2 separate regions of the Homo sapiens genome follow, and region 1 is linked to region 2. Evidence: read pairs that join two places in POLR2A ChIA-PET (ENCODE). Cell type or tissue: B cell. All regions are shown on one strand. Links, peaks and the distances in the headings refer to the core of each region. The heading gives the core; the rest is flanking DNA.

What was found. Peaks named below come from ENCODE experiments on the same cell type or tissue, not always from the same donor. Only the 100,000 strongest peaks of a DNase experiment are listed, where the experiment ranks them.
Region 1: POLR2A ChIA-PET joins it to region 2 with 6 read pairs; 2 of 35 experiments call an interaction of 5 or more read pairs at or near these places.

The regions. Positions count from the first base shown.
Region 1 is chr11:76,240,163-76,256,161 of GRCh38, forward strand. No RefSeq gene overlaps it. Among named protein-coding and RNA genes, the nearest start is that of TRP-TGG2-1, 12 kb to the left of the region's middle. RefSeq lists an enhancer at 2,596-3,428. In B cell, for the core only: no CTCF peak of the experiment used is centred there; no DNase peak of the experiment used is centred there.
Region 2 is chr11:76,075,545-76,080,544 of GRCh38, forward strand. The region is part of intron 13 of UVRAG (UV radiation resistance associated); the gene reads left to right. Among named protein-coding and RNA genes, the nearest start is that of WNT11, 130 kb to the right of the region's middle. In B cell, for the core only: no CTCF peak of the experiment used is centred there; a DNase peak (open chromatin) is centred at 2,247; H3K4me3 peaks cover 550 bases; H3K27ac peaks cover 992 bases.

The DNA.
Region 1 (15,999 bases), core at 757-5,756, 170 kb after region 2:
GTAAAATGAGTATAAAGGTAGCTGTCCAGAGGGAGGTTGTGAGCGGGGAAGGGAAGAAATGGAGGTGAAAGTATCTGTGAGCCTTCTGCTAACCCCTGAGCACCTTCATCCATGCGGTCCGGGCACAGGCTTGTCTGTCTGGTCTCAGGGAGGCCATCCTTCCCTCTTCTCCACTCCTGAGGGGCAGATGTCACGGGAGGAGCGAGTGCACCAGCAGGGTCCTCACTCCACCACCTGCTGGCCTGCAGCTGCCCTCCAGAGCTCTTGGGTTGTTGCTCATTGGGAAATGGTGAACTCATGCTTGGAAGCTGACAACAGCGTCCTCTGTTAAAATGAAAATCTGATCTAGACTTCTCATGAGACCTCAGTTGAGCTGGTGTCTTCATCTCTCAAGGGTTGGGATGGACAAATTGAATGGTCTCAAACTTTTTTTAAAAAAAGCTATTGAATCTTTTAACGAATTTATTGAATGCAGCTGCTCCGGTAGAAAAGGGAGAAAGGCATTTGCAGAACTGCCTGGCATCAGTAGTGGGCCTAGCAAGGCTTCAAGGAGTGGTGGCATCTGAGCAGCCCTTAACGATGGCTGGGATTTGGCCAGGGGAGACGTAGAAGGGGCATTCCGGGTGGAGGGACATACTTGGCCAAAAGCATGGAGGCGAGAGGGCAGGTCTGTGGGGAGGGGTCTCTGAGAGCCTGTGCGGAGGGAGATGTGGCTGGGGTGGGGGCTGGGCTGGAGCCAGGTTTAGTGGAGAGGGCAGGGGTCGGGTGAGTCCTGGAGACATGGGGGTCTCCACCATCCAGGCATGTCCAGTCTAATGAAGGAGACAGATCTGCATCCACACAGGATGCTCAGGGGTCTAAACGGTCTGAGGCAAAGCACAGGGGGCTGAGTCCCATTTGGCTGGGGAGATCTGGACCAACTGGTAGTCAGGGAAGGCTTTCTGGGGAATCTGTGTGTGCCTGTGTTGCCTCCTAAAGTGGGTGTCTGAACCAGAGGCTGTGTACACTCCTCAAAGGGAGATTCTAAGCAGAGAAATGCGGTGCCCTGCCCTGTCCTCCCCATCCCAGCTGGGCCCCCATGTGCAACCAGGCTCCCTCTACTCACTGCCTCCAGCCTCGCCCCTCCCAGTTCATTCTTGAAGCCCCTAGAATTGCCCCTCTTAACCCCAGATGAGACCAGGCCCCCCCTACTCCACCCTCCAGGCTCCCCACTGCCCCCAGGGTCAAGTCCAGGCCCTCCAGGCTCCTCACTCCTCCCAGGGTCAAGTCCAGGCTTCCCATGGGAGGAGGGGAGACCGAGGCCTGCAGGATCTGAGACCTGTGAGCCTGGCTTCCAAAAGGCAAAGAAAGGTGAGGCCAGGGGCATGGGGTCCTAGCTGCCTCTTCCGGATGGGGCAGGCGGAACTTCCCGAGATAAGGGCAGCCCACAATGGGGGGCTGTGTGGTGTGGCCCGTCTCCCGGCCACAGGAAATGAGTGGCCTCCGCACCATTAATCTGCCACCGCCCGCGGCATCCTCTGGAAGGGCGACTCAGGTTGGGGGGAGATGTTCCTGTGCACCCCACCCACCGTCCCAGCCGGAGGAACTGGCCCTGCCACTCCAGGCCTTCCTTCCAGGACCATACATACAAGAGGAGGCTGCCCGAAGGGGCAGGGGGTGGGGGCAGGCAACCTGGGCATGGGTACTGGTTCTGGGGTCTGCTGCCTGACTAAGCCCCAACCCGCTGTGGAACCCGGGCAAATGCCTCACCCTTTCTGGCCCCCTGGCCCCTCATGGCTCCCCAGGCTCCTTCCTTCTTGGCTGTTCTGGGAGCCTGAGGACAGCACATGCCTGTAATTCTTGCCTTTCTGCCCCTCTCGTCACAAGGGCCCCTGGATACATGCTTTACCCAAATGTGGGGGCTCTGATGGGATTTTAGGCGTCAAGCGAGGCTGCCGGGGAGAGGTTTGGGGCTTTGTCAGCTATCTCTGCAGCTGCAGCTGAGGTCAATGGGGAGAATGCACAGCTCTGCACCATTCTGGGTCTCAGTTTCCCCTTTGCATCAGGAGGGGTGGGACCCAATGACCCTGTGGGGGGTGGGCCGCTGCGGTGAATGACAAGGGACATGACACCATGGAATTCTCACAGTCTCTGAGTTCCACCTTAGCTACAGACTAGCCGTGTGAATCTAGGCAGACCCCTTCTTGCCTTGGGCCTTGGTCTTCCTGTCTGTAAAATAGGGTCCCTGCCCAGCCAGCTCAGAGGAATTCTGTGACGGTGGGTGAAGATGGGGCCCTGTCTGCTACACAGGGAGCGGTTGCTGCCTCTGAAGTGACTGGGCTGGGGATCCACTCTGAGGGGCCAGACTACAGGCCAGGGAGTGCAGCTCTCCTGCCCCTGCCCTCACCATTTCCCACCTGTTGCACCCCCAGCTCTCGGATGACCAGCGTGAGGTGGGCTTTAGTTGGGAAAGAGGTCAAGCTTCCCCAACCCAGGTGACATTCAAAACAGAGGACAGGACCCAGGGAGCCCCTTAGATCACTAGGGCCAGCTCACTCATTGTTCAGATGGGGAAACTGAGGAAACAGGTGGAGAGTCTCCCAAAACCACACAGGCTGCGGGTGGCAGAGAAAAGCCTGGAACACAGACCTCCTGCTTTCCAAACCCTCCCTGCAGCTGTGGAATATTAGGGCTGGAGGGGCCTGTGTGGCTCAGGAAACTGAGTTCAGAAAGTAGAAGGAACTTGCCCATGGCCACCTGACTTGGAAGAGTTGAAGCAGCACTTCCCACTCTGCCCATCCCAGAGGTGGCTCTGCCTCCTGGTCTCTGATAGGCTGAGTGGCAGTGCCAGGGGAGAGCTTTCTCCTAAGCAGAGATAGGGATTCTCCTGGCAGGAGGGAATGAGCCCCCATGCCACGAGAGCTTCAAAATGGGAATGGCAGCGTTCCATGAAGGCCTGTGGAGACCTGCGTGTGCATCTGAGTCTGTCTCCAGCTTCAAACCCTCTCCACCCTAGAGCAGTGTGCCAGGGGCAGCTGATGCAGGTGGCAGAGCCCAGGAAAGTGGGCCTGGTGGGAGAGAGGGCTAAGGGGCATCAGCACTTGGCTGCTGGCCACATGAGGGCGAATGACACGGAGCAGGCAGAGTGAGAACAGCCAGGAGTCGAGGGAGAAGTAGGGACCCTACCACTGCTGAGCAGAAGAGGGAGATCCAGTGACCCGAGAGGCGGGAGGGAGCCTGGAGAGGAGCGGCAGTCGGGCATCAGGATGCATGAGGGAGGGAGGGCTGGTGAGCCAGGCCTGAGGCTAGGACAGAGGTGAGGCCAGGGGGAAAGGGGAAAGGGATGGAGGGGGAGCACAGTGAATGTGTTTCCATGGAAATGGGAGGGAGTGCGGAGGGGAGGTGTCGGGGTTGCGGGGGGGCGGGGATTGCCGGGTGGAGAGGGGCCTGAGAGAGGGAAGAGGTGCCCAGGGACGGGGTGTTGGAAGTCTCTTCTGTGGGACAGGGCAAAAGGAGGACGGAGCTAGAATGAGAACAGCTAGCTGCAGGCGTGTGTAGGGGAGTGACACAGGACGTTAGCGCCTGCTCCCTGTTTAGCAAAGAGGGTACTGTCTGATGAGTGTGGTGCGCCGTGAGGGGCAAAGGTTTGCTGCTGGGGGGAGAGGGGGCCGACCGTGGTACTTGCAAAAAGTTACCCCTGCGGACCAAACACAAGTGGGCTCACAGCGCCCATCACTGCTAACACTTAGCAGTTGTAGGAGCTCTGGTAGCCAAACTCAAGTCCTAGCTGTTGCCCATCACACTCTCCTCCTGTGCGATGGCTGCTCTTACTTACAGAGCTCTTACCACGTGCCAGCAGCACCCAGCCTTTCATGAACGTGAACTTGTTCAAGCCTCCTGTAGCAACCCTATGAGGCAGGTACGATTACACACGCATGCGAGCTGGTGGGCACACACACGCAGATACACAGACATGGGGGGCTCCCATCCAGCCTGGGAAAGGAACAGGGCAGGGGAAGGTGGGAGCAGCCCCTGACTGAGAGATCCCTCCAGTTCTCCAGCTTCCACCATTCCTCTCCTCCCCACCCCCATTCTCCCATCTGTGTCTCTCTCAGGTGGAGATTCTTTGATGGTTTTCAGACTCTCCTCCCTTGCTCCCCAAAGCCCCGACTTATCCACTGTGGGAGTTGGGAGGACTGAGAAACCAAAGTCCCAGGCCCATATGATGGAAAGTTCCAGGCCCTCACCCCACCCCACTGCAAGCTATCTTGGCTCACCCCCTCCCCCACATGTCACCTGCAGCCCGAGCCCTCCTGGGTGGGTGTGGCCAGCTGAAGCAGAGTGAGACCTTCCAGTATTTGACTTGGTGGCTTGAGAGCCCTGGCAGATGCCACGTTCATCCCTGGGCAGTGCCTGACTAACCAGGAGAAAGGAGGCTTCTGCAGCACTGCTTTCTCCTATGGGGCCCTGGCCCATCATGGAGGCCCTTCCTCCCCTTCTTGGACCCCAGAGATCACTGGCTGCCTCTCTCCCTACTCTGGGGCCACCCAATCGTGCAGACCAGAACCCCCTTCAGTGCCACCCCGACCCCTACCAGGCTGCACTGATTCTATCACATTTTCAAACTTTTCCTGGCCTCCCTCCAGATCCAGTCCCTGCCCACCCATCCAGCCATTCACCATCTACTCAGCTGCTGTGGTCTTAATGTGTCCCATAAATTCACATGTTGAAACCTAATCCCAGTGCGATGGTATTTCTAGGGGCCTCTAGAAAGTGATCGGGTCATAAGGGTGGAGCCCTCATGACGGGATTAGGACCCTCGTAAAAGAGATCTCAGGGAGACCCCGCATCCCTTATGCCATGTGAGAACACAGCAAAAAGGTGGCAGTCCCTGAAGCAGATAGTGGGTCCTCACCAGACACTGACTCTGTCTGCACCTTGATCTTGGACTTCTCAGCTTCCAGAACCACGAGCAATACATTTCAGTTGTTTATAGGCTACCAAGTCTATGGTATTCTGCTATAGCAGCCCAAAGGGACGAAGACATCATCATATTGTCCTTTATAAGACCCAGCATCCGTAAGAGGGGACCTTACCAGATGCCAAAATAGGTGGCATAGATGGAAAACTTCTGCCCTGTTCCCCTCCCAGAGCTGTGGTGAGGTTCAAATGAGCTAATGGTCATGAGCATTCTGTGTAAACTGCTGGGATCTGTAATATCACTCATTTCTAGAGCAGGAGAGCACTGTGAGGTGAGTAGCATGAAGGCTTGACACCACCTGGTGCCTTTTGGGAACAGAAGAATTTCCTCTGGCTGAAGCCCAGAGGGTAGGAGGGGAGGGACTTGGGGCGAGGCTGGAAGTGAAGACAGGGCCAGGTGTGAGGGCCTTGAGGGGCTGGGTTAATGACCCTCAACTGTGTTCTAAGGGTGATGGGGAGCAAAGAGAGGATCTCTAGTGGGGAGTTCAGCTGGTGTGCACAGCCCATGGCATCTCCATCAGGAATACAGAGACCTTCAAAGAAGAAGAGACCACTGGAAGTGAGGATGGCTGAGCCCCAACAGCAGGAGGAGAGGGAGCTCTGGTGCTCCTCGGAGTTGGAGCCTGGAGCCACAGACAGGAGCTAAGCTGGAGAATTCTGGAAGGCACATAAACCTAGGCATGGGCCTTCTGCCTGCCCAGGCCCCACAGGCCCTCCTGACACAAGAGAGGACTCTGGGTTGGTCCTGAGAAGGAAAAAAGGTGTGCTGGGGAGAAGGTGCCTCCTGCCCAGCATGTCTAGGGAAGCCTCACATTAGAATGGGACTCAGCTGGGAGGGGAGAGCAGAGAAGGCTGGGCAGGGCCCAGTTGTGCAGGGTGTTCACTGCACAAGGGCACTGGCTGAGGGGGTGAGAGGGGGTGAAATCCTGGCACGGGGCTGTGACTGCCCAGATGGGGCACCTTTTTCTAACTTTCACAAAGGCACCACAGAAGCTTGATGGGCCCTGTAGCCATGGGAGAGCAAAAGGGGCCCCAAAACAGATTCAGGCGCTGAGAAGGCAGGAGCCTAGTAGGCCCAGCACAATCTCTCTGTCTGTTGCTCCCTCAAAACACAACCTGATTTTCCTCTGGGTGAGGAGAGGAGCTGAGCCTTCACCGAGCTCCCTGAGGACCCAGCCTGCGAAGATGGTGCAGTGCTAGAGGCCCCGACTGATTCGGGCACTGGGAGGCTCTGTAGCAGAGCCGTGTGGCTTGGCCAAGAGAGGGGAGGTCTGGCATGGCTGGCCCCCAAGCTCTGCTGCTGCTCTGCCAGGCGCTGTCGGGCAGTCCCCCAGGTGACCTGTCTGAAACAAGATGGCGGCCACACTGACAGGTGACCACAGGAGACAGCAAGGAGTGGGGAAGGGGCCAGGCCTTGTCCGGCTCCCTGTGTGGCAGGTGGTGGCACATCACTGTCCTCCTCTGCAGCTCAGTGTCCTCCTCCACATAGGGATCTGCTCCCAGAGTCTGGGGATATCTCCCGCCCCCCTGGTGCCTGGTGGCTGCTGTCAGTAGGGGCAGACATCTTCATGCCCTACATGGGAAAGCCAGTGGGGGGTGGGAAGCCCAGGTGGGACCTGAAGCTGGAGCAGAAAGGGGTTCAGGAAGCAAGGACCCCTCACCCCAGTGGGGATGCTTTTCCCTCCTTCTCCCATGACTTACTGGGGTTCCTACCTCTCCCACATTTCTTTCCAGCCCCCCTCTCACTCCCGGCCACTGTCCTCTGCACACCCCAGATTCCAGAGGGCCCAGTCTGTGTTGCTAGAGCCATGGCTGCCATCTGGAGAGCACTGGCCACCCCAGGCTCACTGTCAGCGCCACACACACACCATCTCATCTAAGCCTCATGACAGCTCCACAAGGGACAGAGATTGCTATTCCCAGCTTATAGATGCAGAAACAGAGACCCAAAGAGGTTAAGTCACTGCCTCATATCACAGTAAACAGATGCTGCCACAGGAACATAGCCATTCCTAACAACTCTATCATCTATGCTGGCCATCTATAGCCAACAGGCTGCACTGGGCAGGCCTGGTGTCTAACTCCCAGGGCAGATGGGCCAGCTCTGGGCCTGCAAGGACTCCCAGCACAGAGCCATCCTTGGCGCTGTCTTCTGGAGCCACTTGGGATGCTGGCCCTCAGGCTGGAGGCACAGGAAGCTCACCCAACCGGCTTTCAGTCTGGGATGTTTTCTGCACTTCTGTAGACCAAAAAGAAGCCCCTGATACCTGGGCATGGTGGCTGACGCCTGTAATCCCAGAACTTTGGAAGGCCGAGGCGGGTGGATCACTTGAGGTCAGGAGTTCGAGTCCAGCATGGCCAACATGGTGAAACCCAGTCTCTACTAAATAATACAAAAATTAGCTGGGCATGGTGGCATGTGCCTGTAGTCCCAGCTACTCAGGAGGCTGAGGCAGGAGAATCGCTTGAACCCAGGAGGCAGAGGTTGCAGGGAGCCAAGATGGCGCCGTTGCACTCCAGACTGGGCGACAGAGTGAGACTCTGTTAAAAGAAAAAAAAAAAGCCCCTGATGGATGTGGCATAGAGCCTCAGCCTGGAGGGGCTGCAGACCCCAGACAGTCCCTGCAGACCCTGGGGTTTCCAGCCCCCTGTTCTGTCCTGCCTGGGGAAGACTCCATCTGCACACCTGGAGCTGCGTCCTCCTGCTCTCTGGGAACCAGCCTTTGCATGCATGGACAAGAACAGCTCCAATTACTGAGAGTGTCTAGTTAGGACCTCCCCCAGTCCTCCCTACCTCAGTCCTGGTCTCAAAGCCCTGTGATTTTCGGGGACAATCAGTGCTTGAGGGGCCTTGGGAACCCCTGAGTCCAACTCTACTGTCAGAAAGAGAAGACTGGAGCTCTGTCCAGAGCTGAGAGGCCCAGCCTGGCCCAAAGTCACATGGCCTGGGGACCCCTGTTCATTCCCTCACCCTGTGCCACACCCTCCTCCCTTAGCTCAGCCCTGAGAGGCTCCATGATGGGGCCCAGCATGGTTTTAATGCCCAAGAATGATGGGGTTCCCACTCCCCTCAGGATTTAAGTCCAAGTTCCTTGGCCTGGCATGTCAGGATCTGGGCCTGCCACCTGTTCCAAATGAGTCCCCCATGACTGCCATCCCTCACCCCAGCTGGGCTTAAGCTACATGTGCATCTTCCACATCTCAGCTCCCCACTCCAGCACCACTGACCACCCATCAGCAGGCCAGTGTCCCAGGTCCAAATGTACTTGAGTCACACGTCCTCTCAGGTCCAGTCACCTATGGCCATGTCACATGATCACCATGGTTGCCAGGACCACTAGGGGGCAGTTCTCAGAGGAGGAGGTTAACATCTCAGTGAAGGCAGATGACTTCTGATGGGGCAGACCAGTGAGCACTGGATGGCAGAGCTCCTAGGCCCTCAGGGTCATCTAATCCAAATTCAGCCTTGTTAAAGCCAGGGGCTGGGGCCAGAGAGGGCCAGGGACTCGCCTGAGGCCACACAGCACATGGGTGATAATGCTACACAGCAGTGGCATATGGGGAGCCCTCATACTGGGTTCCACAATCGATGAGGCCCTGTCACCCCCCGGTGCCTCATGTAATCCTCAGAATGACTATATGAAGTAGCCCCTAGAATCCTTATTTCCAGATGGGTAAGTAGGGGTTTGGAGGGCATGCTGCACAGCTATGGAGTGAAAGAACCAGGACTAAACCCAGGTCTCCATCTGAAGCCAAAATCTGGGGCTCTTGTGGTTGTACAACATTGTGAATGTTATTAATGGCATTGAATTATACACTTAAAATGGCTAAAATAGCAAACTTTATGTTATATATATTTTACCACAATTTAAAAAAATTAATAATGCAACATAACAAAAGCCATTAGTTGTACACTTTAAATGGGAGAATTATATGACATGTGAATTATATCTCAATAAAGCTGGTTTAAAAAACAAAAAATGTCTTGGGCTCTTAACCAGGATGTTCTGCAGACTCTTGTGTCAAGTTGCTCAGAGAACGGGGGGGATGGACATTCTCCAAATAGGGGGAAGGAGCTCCGATGGGGAGCACAGGTGGCTGGATCTCAAAGGGGTTCTCAGGGCAGGCTGCAAGCCATACCCACCTGTGGAGCTTTGTAGCTGCCCAAAGGTCCAGCCTCCACCCCCTGGAGATTCTGTCACTGACTACACTAGGGTTGAGATCACTGCCCTTCCCATGCAGAGGTGACACTAAGAGGGTTTTGAAGGATGAATAGGAGCAACAGGCTGGAGAGGTTTGAGGGAGACAAAGGAGTCCAGATAGAGCACACAGTGTCTGCAAAGGCCAAGAGGTGTGAGCAGGAGGGGCTGTGTGTGTGTAATCAAACCCTGCCTACCAGCCAAGGAGAACCGTGTCAACTTCTGCTCAGGGGCCAAAACCAACAGAGGTGTGGCTTGCGTCCTGGGCACCCTCCCTGCCACCTTCCTCCCTAACCCCCACCATCACCTGAGGCCTTTTCAGTCCATCAGTCAATAGCCTAGATTTACAGGGTAACCAACCAAGACTACCTATGAACTGACAGCACACTCCTTTCCTTCACACATACCAAGGAAAGAAATCCAGAGCCACTGGAGGGAGGCATCTGCCTCAGCCTTGAAGGTGCCAGTGATGGTGGCAGCAGCCCATCTGGAGCAGCCACTGTGGGGACTCCAGCTGTAGCAGGGGAGGTACAGCCAGGGCTGCAGGTTCCATGGAGCCAGTGGGGCCAGGAACAGGTGGTGGCCCCGCACTCTACTGAGTTGGCAGGATGGGAGCCCCATGCTCCTGGGCACAGCTACAGCCACCCAGTCATGGCTCCCAGCCTAGGCATCCCCATGCTATCTGGCCTGCAGGCTTGGAAGTGCCTGCTCCCAATGCCTGCTCTGAGTTCGGAGCTTTTGCAGCAGGCAGCAGTGTCTGGATAAGGGAAACATGAGGGCACCTGAAAGGTCAGAGATGCCAGGAACCACAGAGCCCCAAAGAGGGTGTTACAACATGTCACAGCCCTGGCTCCGGGAGCCCCAAGGTCTGGGCTCCCACAAGGGCCACAGCTTTTCTCTCCTTCTCATCACCTGCAATGTGGCAAGCAGGGGGCGTGTAGCCAAGCCCAGGCACTGTTGTGACCCAGCTGGGTGTGCACATGCTTGGGGTGGCACTGACACGCCAGCACCCTGCCACCTCAAGCCCCCTCTGAACATTGGGTGAGGAGTGCTACAGGAAGGCTGGGGGCCAAAGGTGGCTCAGCATGAGCCTGCAGATGTCCCTTGGTGTGAACAGCATGGGCATTGTGAATGACATGTTGATGGCATCAGGAGGCAGACAGGTTCCTAGGCAGGAAGGGATGGGTCCCTGTGAGGCCCCACCTTCAAGCCAGGGACAACCTGAAGCATGGGGGCTGGGCTGTCAGTGCTCGGAGAAGTCAACATGGGGAGTGAGAACTTCATTGATGACTGTTTGGCCAATAGGGTGGTGCTTTTTCCAGACCCACCCATGGTCACCCATGGACCAATCAGCACGCACTTCCTCTATTCTGAGCACATAAAAGCCCCAGACTCAGCCAGACTCATACACCTGCTTGGATGACCTGCCTGTGGAAAGGAGCTACCCACTACAGGTCTCCTCTCCACTGAGAGCTGGACACTCACTGGGATGACCAGCCTGCAGAAAGGAGCTGCCTACTTCAGGTCTCCTGAGAGCTGTTCTGTTGCTCAATAATGCTCCTCTCTGCTTTGCTCACCCTCCAGTTGTCCAAGTACCTCATTCTTCCTGGGTGCGGGACAAGAACTTGGGACCTGCCAAATGGCAGGACTGAAAGAGCTGTAACACAGACAGGACTGAAACACAACCCCCCCCTCCCCCCGGCTTACCATATTGTGGGCAATTAGGAGAGAAAAGCTGCAGCCCTTCTGGAAGCCCAGACTTTGGGCTCCCTGAGCAAGGGCTGTTACATGTTGTAATACCCTCTTTGGGGATCTGTGGTTCCTGGTGTCTCTGACATTTCGGGTGCCATTGTGTTTCCCTTTTCCAGATGCTGGTGCCTGTGGTGGAAGCCGCTTGGTACATCTAGTCCAGCTGCAGCCTTGCACAGAGCCAACACCTGGAGCTGACCACCCCACCACAGCTGGCCTGGCTATGTGTGGTGGCCGGACTCTGCGCTCACTTGCTCATACACCCCTCACCGCTCCATGCCTGACTTGACTTTGGCAGGATCCAGGCCAGTAGCAGGAACCAAGCACAGCCTGTCAGACTGAGTGGGTGGAACAAACCCAGCAGGCACAAGCAAAACCCAAGCAGAGGTGCCACCAACCACAGAGGTTTCCAGCTGGTGAAGCAACACCCTAAAGATCCTGTAACACCAGGAAGGGGCTTGGAGGGAGACCCAGGACACACTGCTCTGAAGGTGCTGCTCTGTGGAGAGTGAGTGGGGCCCAGCTGAAGCCAGCTGTGTATGTGTTGATGCATTCATGTGAGCATGTATGCACAGCCCTGTTTCTGCATCCATGAATTGGGGATAATGCATCTACCTCTTTTGTGTTAGAATAATCACTGCCAAGCTGTGAGGAGACCAGTAGCTGCCAGGAACTGGGGGAATGGGGAAATGAGGGTTCCTTTTAGGATGATGAAATTGTTCTGGAACTAGACAGTGGTGATGGTTGCCCATTGTGAAATACTGAATGTTACTGATGGCACGTTTTTTGTTTTTATTGTGTGTTTAACACACAATAATGAGTGGATGAATGGAAAAAAAAAGCCATGAGGTCTACTGGGATGGAAAATGGGAGGCAGTAAGAGCTGTCATTCACGGAAAACCCACTGAGTGCCAAATGCAGGATCTAGACATGTGAAATGGTGGGTAGTGGAACCACTGGCCTAGTCAGCAAACCCTAAGCCCTTAGGAGAAAGGGGTCTTCCTAGAACTGGCTGAAGGGCAGTGAGGCCCAAATATTAATAGATGGAATCCTGCTCACAGGCACAGGCCACACAGTATTTCAGGAGGACATCGGGACATATGTTGTTTCACTGCCCATCTAGCCCCATTCCTGTTTGGGAGGCTTCTTGGCAGGAGGCAGGACTTCGGGTCTGCTACAGAAGCTGAAGTGTCTACCCGGCCCCTCTCCTCTCAGCCCCACACCTCCCTGTACCGAGGGCATGATGTGAGAGATCCAGCTCAGCCAATCCGGCACCCTGGCCGGGGCATTGCATCTTGAAGTGACCTCAGTGATACAGACACAGTGGAGAAATTCTTATGGGAGGTAGATGGGAAAAAAGGTGGAAGGAGAGGGGTGGTGAGCAAATTTATCCATTCAGGACATTTTTACTGAGTGCTTATTATACATGAAGTACAGAGTGAATCAATGAATGAGGGAGAGAATCAGTGGGTGGGTGTCTATGTGAGAGCCCGCCCTTGATAAACCTCAGGGGGCTTCTAGGTAGGGCTGAGGGGCTGGCAGGGGACCCGGGATTGGCATATTAGTGAGTGGGGCTGGCTTGGGTCACAAGGATGTTCACTGGTATTCTCTTTCAGAGGCCAGGCAGGGGGTAGGGTCCCTGACAGGCCACCCACCCCATAAAAGCCCTGATTTATGCTCCAGCCGCCTGCTGGCCATGATGTCGTCTGTGCCTTGTTTATTTATTTGTGAGAGCCAGGTTGGGTTCTGGCTCCTTGGTTCTTCTGTCTCCATGTGTTCTAACCCCACATGATGAAAAAGACGGATGCCTTGGAATTATTTTGCATGAAATTGCTGCGGAAAACTATTTGGCCCGCATTTGATTTCACCTCTTGTTACAGGATAATTTGTTATCCTGAAACGTGCAGCAGCTGGAGGCCTGGAGGAGCAGATGCTCCTGGGGAGACGCGGGCTCCCCAGGCAGGGGTGGTGGCTTCGTGGAGCAGAAGCAGAGCACTGCTTCTGCCAGGCAGACCTGGTCCTGACCCCACCAGTGCCCCTTCAGACTGTGGGAAGCTCATGGAGCCCTAGCTGAGCCTTGGTTTTCCTGTCTATAAAATGGGGATAAGGCCACCTACCCACCAGAGGTAAGGACTGAATGGGGTGATTCACAGAAAGCACTTAGCACACAGTGATTGGCCCATGGGAAGCCTCCACAAAGGTTTGTTATTATTCCTGGAAGAAAGGATTGTCCAAGAGAAGTGTTAAAGAATGAGCAAGACGTGAACTGGGTAAAGATGTGTTTTCTGGCACAGCATAAGCAAAGACATGGAGGAGAGAACCACAGCTATCATTTGGGGTACCCAGAACTGAAAGAAGGCAGACAGCAGTGCGAGAGGATGCCAGAGAAGGTGGCTGGATCAGCTATGAAGTGGCGCGTGGAAGCCAGTGAAACAGGGAGCCAGAGAAGAGTGGTGAGCTGGGGAGGGACGAGCTCTGATTCCCCCACTACAAAGAGCACTCAGGCCGGGAGGGCAGCTGGGTGAAGCCTGCAGCCAGCTGTACGGTCTCGTATTACTTTCCAAGGGCTGCCATACACAGTGCCACACACTGGATGGCTTACAACAACAGAACGTATTCTGACAGTTCTGGAGGCTAGAAGTCCAACATCAAGGCGTTGGCTGCACCATACTCTCACTGAAGGTTCTAGGGAAGAGCTCTCCTTGTATCTTTCTAGCTTCTGGTGGTAGTTAGCAATCTTTGGCACTCCTTTGCTTGCAGCTGGATGGCTCCAGTCTCTGCTTGTTGTCCCATGGCATTCTACCCTGTGTCTCTCTGTCTTCTCTTCTTAGGGCCCACCCTACAGCAGTATGACCTCAACTTAACTAGTTATAGCTGCAAAGACCCCATTTCCATGTATGGCCAAATTCACAGGTATTTGGTGTTAGGACTTCAACGTATTTTTTGTGGGAGGTGAGGAGTAACACAATTCTACCTCTATACTCCCTCTGTCCTCTGCCCCTCAGTCACTGAGGAACCCAAGAGCTCTAGGATCCCAGGACCCGTTCACTGAGGAATGTTTCCTGCTTTGGGTTGGAAGCAGGGTGGGGAATCGCCATCCTTGGGGGGCATAACAAGCCCTAGGGGATAAGGGGAAGGTGAAGCCAAGACCAGGAAAGGAGGAATGGAAGGGCTGAGGCCATGGCTTACAGCGGAAATGCAAGGCCAGAGCTGGGGCAGGCTCTGGAGGTGAAGTGAAAGGTGGCTCTGAAGCCCTTGGAGAGGGAGGGTCTCACAGCCAGCCCCTCTGGGTATAGCAAAGCAGAGGTGGGGAGTGAAGGCTGGATGCTGGGGAGCTCAGGCAGGATAGAAGCCGAGTGAGCCGAAAAAGCTAGGAATGGAGGGGCTCTTGGGAAGGCCCTCAGCCTCCTCTCTGCAGCTTTAAAGGCAGAGTCCTTTAGAACTGACTTCCATCTGTGCCACAGTAGAGGCCCAGAGAGGACAGAGACTTTCCCAAGGTCACACAGTGGGTCCACAGCAGGAAATGCCTGGGGCCCACGCCTCCTGCTCCAACCACAGCTCCCACCACCCAGCTCGCAGGTGGGCCCTGCCCTGAATGTCTTCAGAGGCTGCCCCATCCATGGCATAGGACGTGGAAGTGGTGACATCAGTGGGAGGGACGGTGGGAGGCTGGCCAGTGTGGGACCCCCATGCCCCAGAGGTGAGGGCATAAAAATGCCTGTGGAATGAAAAGAAATGTCCATTCTTCCAACCCTGGGCAAGGTAGGAATCCTGCAAAACCGAGCATTTCAAGGGACGCTAGGAGCTGGGGGAGGGGAGTGGGAGGTGGTATTGGAGCTTGCGGCTCTCTGGAAGGGTGGGTGGCTCCAGATGGGGTTAGGAAGAGGGTACATCTGGGGGAAGGGCAAAGTGGTAGGCTTAGGGCATGGGAACAGGTGTGTGTGCAGGGGTGGGGGTGGGACAGGGCCCTGAAGGAACGGGGCACCTAGAAGAGAAAGTGGTTTTTACTTGTGGGGAAGACTACTGTGCCTCTCCAGAGAGGGGAGGCCTCAGGACGACAAAGCTGAGGGCTGACTGATGCAGTAAATTCAGAGGGGAGGCAGTGGGATTCAGTGGTCCTCCCAGTGTGAAGTTGCAATGAATCAGCTGTTCTGTTAGACCCTCAGGTATGCTTAGGCCTAAAGAGCCCTATTCCCCTTCGGGACACAGTATGTCCCCTGGTACTCTGGATAGGGTAAGGGCCAGCCTCAATCTCTTGGGGGCTAGAAAAGCAGCCAGGAGCTGAAGTGGGCAGGGTCGGGGCCACACAGCTGGCCTCCTAGATTCATGGTGGAGGGCAGATGCCCCAAAGCCCTCCCTATCCGTTCCTCAATATCAGGCCCACCTGGAGACTGACTGTGGCTGGGGCTGACTCTGAACCCCAAACCCCAAATTCAGCAAGAGAATTCAGCTGGACCAGCAAGACCCGGTCCAGCCCGGATCACGTGTCCACGTGTCAGTGGATCCTCAGGAGTCAGGCTCTCAGTAAAGCTGCAGGGCCTCACCCCTGGTGGGGTTGCAAGGAGAGGTTCTGGGGACTAAGCTGGTCCCGAAAGGCATCTATGTACCAGTCAACATCAAAGATCGAGCAGACTAAAAGGGAAAAACAAGGCTGAGTGTGGTGGCACACACCTGTAGTCTCAGCTACTTAGGAGGCTCAGCGGGGAGGATCCCCTGAACCTGGGAGGTCCAGGCTGCAATGAGCTGAGATCGCGCCACTGCACTTCAGCCTGGGTGACAGATCAAGACCCTGTCTCAAAAAAAAAAAAAAAAAAGTTCACAATGACACAAAAGGAGTACACACATGATGTTAGAAAACCAGGCCAGGTGTGAGGTTCACGCTTGTAATCCCAACACTTTGGGAGGCTGAGGCAGGAGGATCACCTAGCCTCCTAAGGTCAGGAGTTCAAGACCAGCCTTGCCAACATGATGAAGCCCCGTCTTTACTACAAATACAAAAATTAGCTGGGCGTGGTGGTGGGTGCCTGTAATCCCAGCTACTCGGGGGACTGAGGCAGGAGAATCTCTTGAACCTGGGAGGCAGAGGACTGCA
Region 2 (5,000 bases), core at 1-5,000:
GGAGGCGGAGGTTGCATGAGCCATGCCACTGCACTCCAGCCTAGGCAATAGAACAAGACTGTGTCTCAAAAAAAAAAAAAAGTATATAGTTCAGTGGCTTTTAATATATTCACCAAATTGTGCAACTATCACCACGGTCAATTATAGAACATTTTCATTGCCCCCAAAAGAAACCCTGTACCCACTAGTAGTCATTCCTCATTCCCTCAGGTTCCCCATCCCTGGGCAGCTACCAGCCTACTTTCTGTTTCTATAGATTTGCTGTTCTGGACATTTCTTACAAATGGAATCATAAAATATGTGGTCTTCTGTAACTGGCTTTATTTGCTTTCCATAGGCTCAAGGTTTATCCATTTTGTAGCATGTATGAGTCATTCCTTTTTGTAGCCAATTTTTTTTGCAGTTGGAAGATGTGTATGTATATACGACATGTTATTTATCCATTTACGAGTTGATAGACTTTTGGGATGTTTCCATTTCTTGGCTGTTATAAGAATGCTGTTATGAACATTTGGGTACAAGTTTTTGTGGGGATATAGTTTTCATTATTTTGGGGTGTATACCTAGGAGTGGAATTGCTGAGCCATATGGTAGCTATGTTTAAATTTGAGGAATTGCCAGACTGTTTTCTAAAGTGGCAACACCATTTTACATTCCCACTACTAATGTACAAAGGTTCTGTATTAGTCTGTTCTCATGCTGCTAATAAAGACATAGCCATGACTGGGTAATTTATAAAGGAAAGAGGCTTAATGGACTCACAGATCCACATGACTAGGGAGGCCTCACGATCATGGTAGAAGGCAAAGTAGAAGCAATTTTACTGTGTTACATGGCAGCAAGCAAGAGGGCGTGTGCAGGGGAACTCCCCTTTATAAATCTGATCTCACATCAGATCTTGTGAGACTTATTCACTATCACAAGAACAGCACAGGAAAGACCTGCTCCCATGATTCAATTACCTCCCACTGGGTCCCTCCCATGACACGTGGAATTATGGGAGCTACAATTCAAGATGAGATTTGGGTGGGGACACAGCCAAACGGTATCAGGTTCCAATTGCTCTGTATCCTCACCAACACTTATTTTTCTTTTTTATTATAGCCATCCTACTAGTTGTAAATGGTTTTGACTTGAATTTTTTCTAATGGCTAATGATGTTGAGTGTCATTACTCTTTTATGTACTTATTGGCCATTTGTATATCTTCTTTGGAGAAATAACTATTCCAACCCTTTGACCATTTTTAAATTAGGTTGTATTTATTTATTTATTTATTTATTTATTTATTAGAGGCAGATGACAAGACCCCATAATAAAAAAATTAGCAGGGTGTGGTGGTGTCCAACTGTGGTTCCAGCCACTTGGGAGGCTGAGATGGGAAAATCACCTGAGTCCAGGAGGTCAAGGCTGCAGTGAGCTGTGATTGTACCATTGCACTCCAGCCTGGGCGACATGGCAAACCCTGTCTCAAAAAAAAAAAAAGATGTCTATTGAAAGAATGAATGATGAATGAGTCAGTCAGAGATTGTTCTTTCCTCTTTAAGGTTGATAATTAAACAACTCATTTCTGTTTAATGTATATTATATATTGTATATATAAAATATATAATATATGTAAATATTATATATACACACACACACATCTCTTGTATCTATTTAATGTTTTAATTGAGGTCAAAAAATTATATTTATTTATACATAGTTTTTTCCAAAAGTTCTATTCTGTGTTTAAAGGGATAACATACTGCATTTTTCTAGTTGCAAATGATTGGTTAAGTGTTCATGTATTAATTTTTCTGAGAGCCATCATTAGCTATTAACCAATGTGCTAGACATTTTTAATGTCATTGACTATGATTACTGTACTCTTTGATTGCTGAAAGTGTAAATTGATAAAACTTTTTATCTCAGTTGGACATTTTTTCCTTTTAAACTGAAACTACAAATACAGTGCCAAAAATATATTTCCAAATGAAAAATAAAACAATTGTAACTTACATATATAGCTTATTTTAGGGCACAGGGCCCTTTCACATATATTATTTCTTTTATCCTTTGCAGAAACCCTTAAAGTGTTGGTATTATTATCTTCATTTTACATTTAGATAAACTGAGCCTCTGAAGGGTGAGTCTTTTGCTCATAGTCACACAGCTGTTAGATAAACAAAGAAATTCAGACCCTAATATCTGACTCTAAGTTCAGGAGACCGTACTTGCTGCTTTCCTTTTGTCAGACAGGAAGAAACATCTTACATAACAGGCTTCCCTTTTTTTCTGTGGCTAATAGCTCAATATAAATTTAGCACCTTACTTGGCTTACCATCTTTGATAACATCTATCTCTTCCTTTATCCTAGTTGTTTTAAAAGATTCACTTTAGCCTTTTTACTTGTTCAGTAATAAGATTAGCCTTTTCCAAAGCACCACCATGAGTGACATCTTTTGCTGGGAGGAAAATATTTAAAGAATGTACCTCAACTGAAATGAAATATGCAGTGCTAGCTAGTTCAGAGAGGATGGCATATAAATTCTCACTATACTTTTTATGATTAAGCATCATGAAATGAATTATGAGCTATATGAAAAATGAATTTGGTCTGATTTTAGTTGGCATCAAAGTGACCGGCATAGCTTAGGTGTAAGCTCTTTAAAGAGATGAGCTCCAAAAAAATGGTTTATATTGCCTGATTCAAAACCCAAAGTCTCTAGATTTTAGGGGAAGGTAGCACAGTAGATTTGAAATTCTAAATTTTGGAACTTTTAATGATGTTATGTTTTGCTAATTTATCTTTTTGAAAGAGAGACTACTTTCACCAACATACCCACAGTTATCTGTGGATAGACCCATATCATAATTCTGTATTTAAAATAATAACTTTGTAGATATTTCTGTAAATTATTGGTTTAAAAATATATATATTATAAATGCAGACTAGCACTTTACATTTAAATAATTAAATTATTTAGGTAGATGCAATGAAAGGAATGAAATTTTGTCATCCACAGATTTCAAAAAGGTGGATGAAATGATTTAATGGAAAGAACATAACACCAACAATTAGAAATTTCAAGGTTAGACCGGGTGCGGTGGCTCACACCTGTAATCCCAGCACTTTGGGAGGCCGAGGTGTGCGGATCACGAGGTCAGGAGATTGAGACCATCCTGGCTAACACAGTGAAACCCTGTCTTTACTCTACTAAAAATACAAAAAAAAAAAAAAAAAAAAAAAAAAATTAGCTGGGTGTGGTGGCGGACACCTGTAGTCCCAGCTACTCAGGAGGCTGAGGCAGGAGAATGATGTGAACCCAGGAGGCGGAGCTGGCAGTGAGCTGAGATCGCACCACTGCACTCCAGCCTGGGCTACAGAGCAAGACTCTGTCTCAGAAAAAAAAGAAATTTCAGGGTTATATTCCATCACTTTTAACTTGCCAGTACCTTGGGCAGATAGTATCTTTCTGCTGTGTCTCAGACTTCTCATCTAAAGAATCAAAAAGTTGAGTATTATGTGCCCTGAGCCCCATGTCAGCACCATGTTCTTTACATCTCTGCTTCTTAACTTTACCACTCTTATAATTTAGTCTGTTCATTGCTTTTTCAAAATCACTTTTAAGTTGTTTGACTCGCGACAGCATGATCAAAAAGGTTTTAAGATTCTTGCAAGGTGCAGTGGCTCAAGCCTGTAATTCCAACATTTTGGGAGGCCAAGGCAGGAGGATCACTTGAGCTCAGGAGTTCGAGACCAGCCTGGGCAGCACAACAAGACCTCATCTCTACAAAAAATTAAAAAAATTATCCGGACATAGTGGCTTGTGCCTGTAGTCCCAACTACTCAGGAGGCTGAGGCAGGAGGATTGTTTGAGCCTAGGTGTTAAAGGCTTTAGTGAGCTATGATTGTGCCACTGCACTCCAGCCAGGGCGACAGTGAAACCCTGTCTCAAAAAAAAGAAAAAAAAAAAGATTAAGATGAAATGTACAAATAGTATGCTTATATATTGGTGATTTTGTTTTTAGAAAATATTCAGAGATTTATGGAGTACCATACTAGGCTTATGTAAGTCCAATACAATATGGACTTATAAAACTAATGATAATACTATCTTACATTTATGTAGTGCCTTACAGTTTTCAAAGCATTCTCATAAGAAGCTCATATACTTACCCTCACAATTTTTTCTCTGAAGTAGAATTAGTAAGAATTTCTGCCTTTGATTTAGTAGTTCATCTTGGGAACTCTAGCATAAGGAAATAATTCTAACTTCCTGAAAACAGTTAAATATGTTTATCATAACTGAAAATAGTTATCTGGGAATAGGTTAAATAAATGAAGGAGCATTGCCTTCATTCGTTTTCTGCTGCTATAACAGAATATCATGGACTAGGTAATTAATAAAGAAAAGAGATTTGTTTGGCTCATGGTTCGGGAAGCTGGGACGTCTGAGAGCATGGCACCAACATCAAGCAAGCATCAACCCATGGCAGATGTGAGATGGAGAGAGGAAAATTGGACTGAATTCACCCCTTTATTAGGAGCCCACTCTTGTAGTAATGGCATTAATCCATTCATGAGGGTGGAGCCTTCATGACCTAATCACCTCTTAAAGGTTCCACCCCTTAATACTGTGACAGTGGCAACCAAATTTCAACATGAGGTTTGGAGGGGACATTTAAAACATAGCAAGCATTCACTGTGATTAAAATTTTTGTGAAGATTAGGTAGCATAGAAATACCTTTGTTATTAGTGTAGAAAAGAGAGCATGGGGTTGAAGGCACACTGTGGTTACAGATATTAAAATAATTTTAAAGGCACCAAACAAACTACCCTGTATATAGGAGGGAAAAGACTGCCTGGTTGTATACCAAAACTGTGTTACATGTTTGTTTTGTGGGACTTCAGATAATCCTTCTACTTACCTTTTTATTTATTTTTATTGAGCACATATTGCTTTTATAATAGAATATATATATATAAATTATTTTTTTCAGACAAAAACTGAATC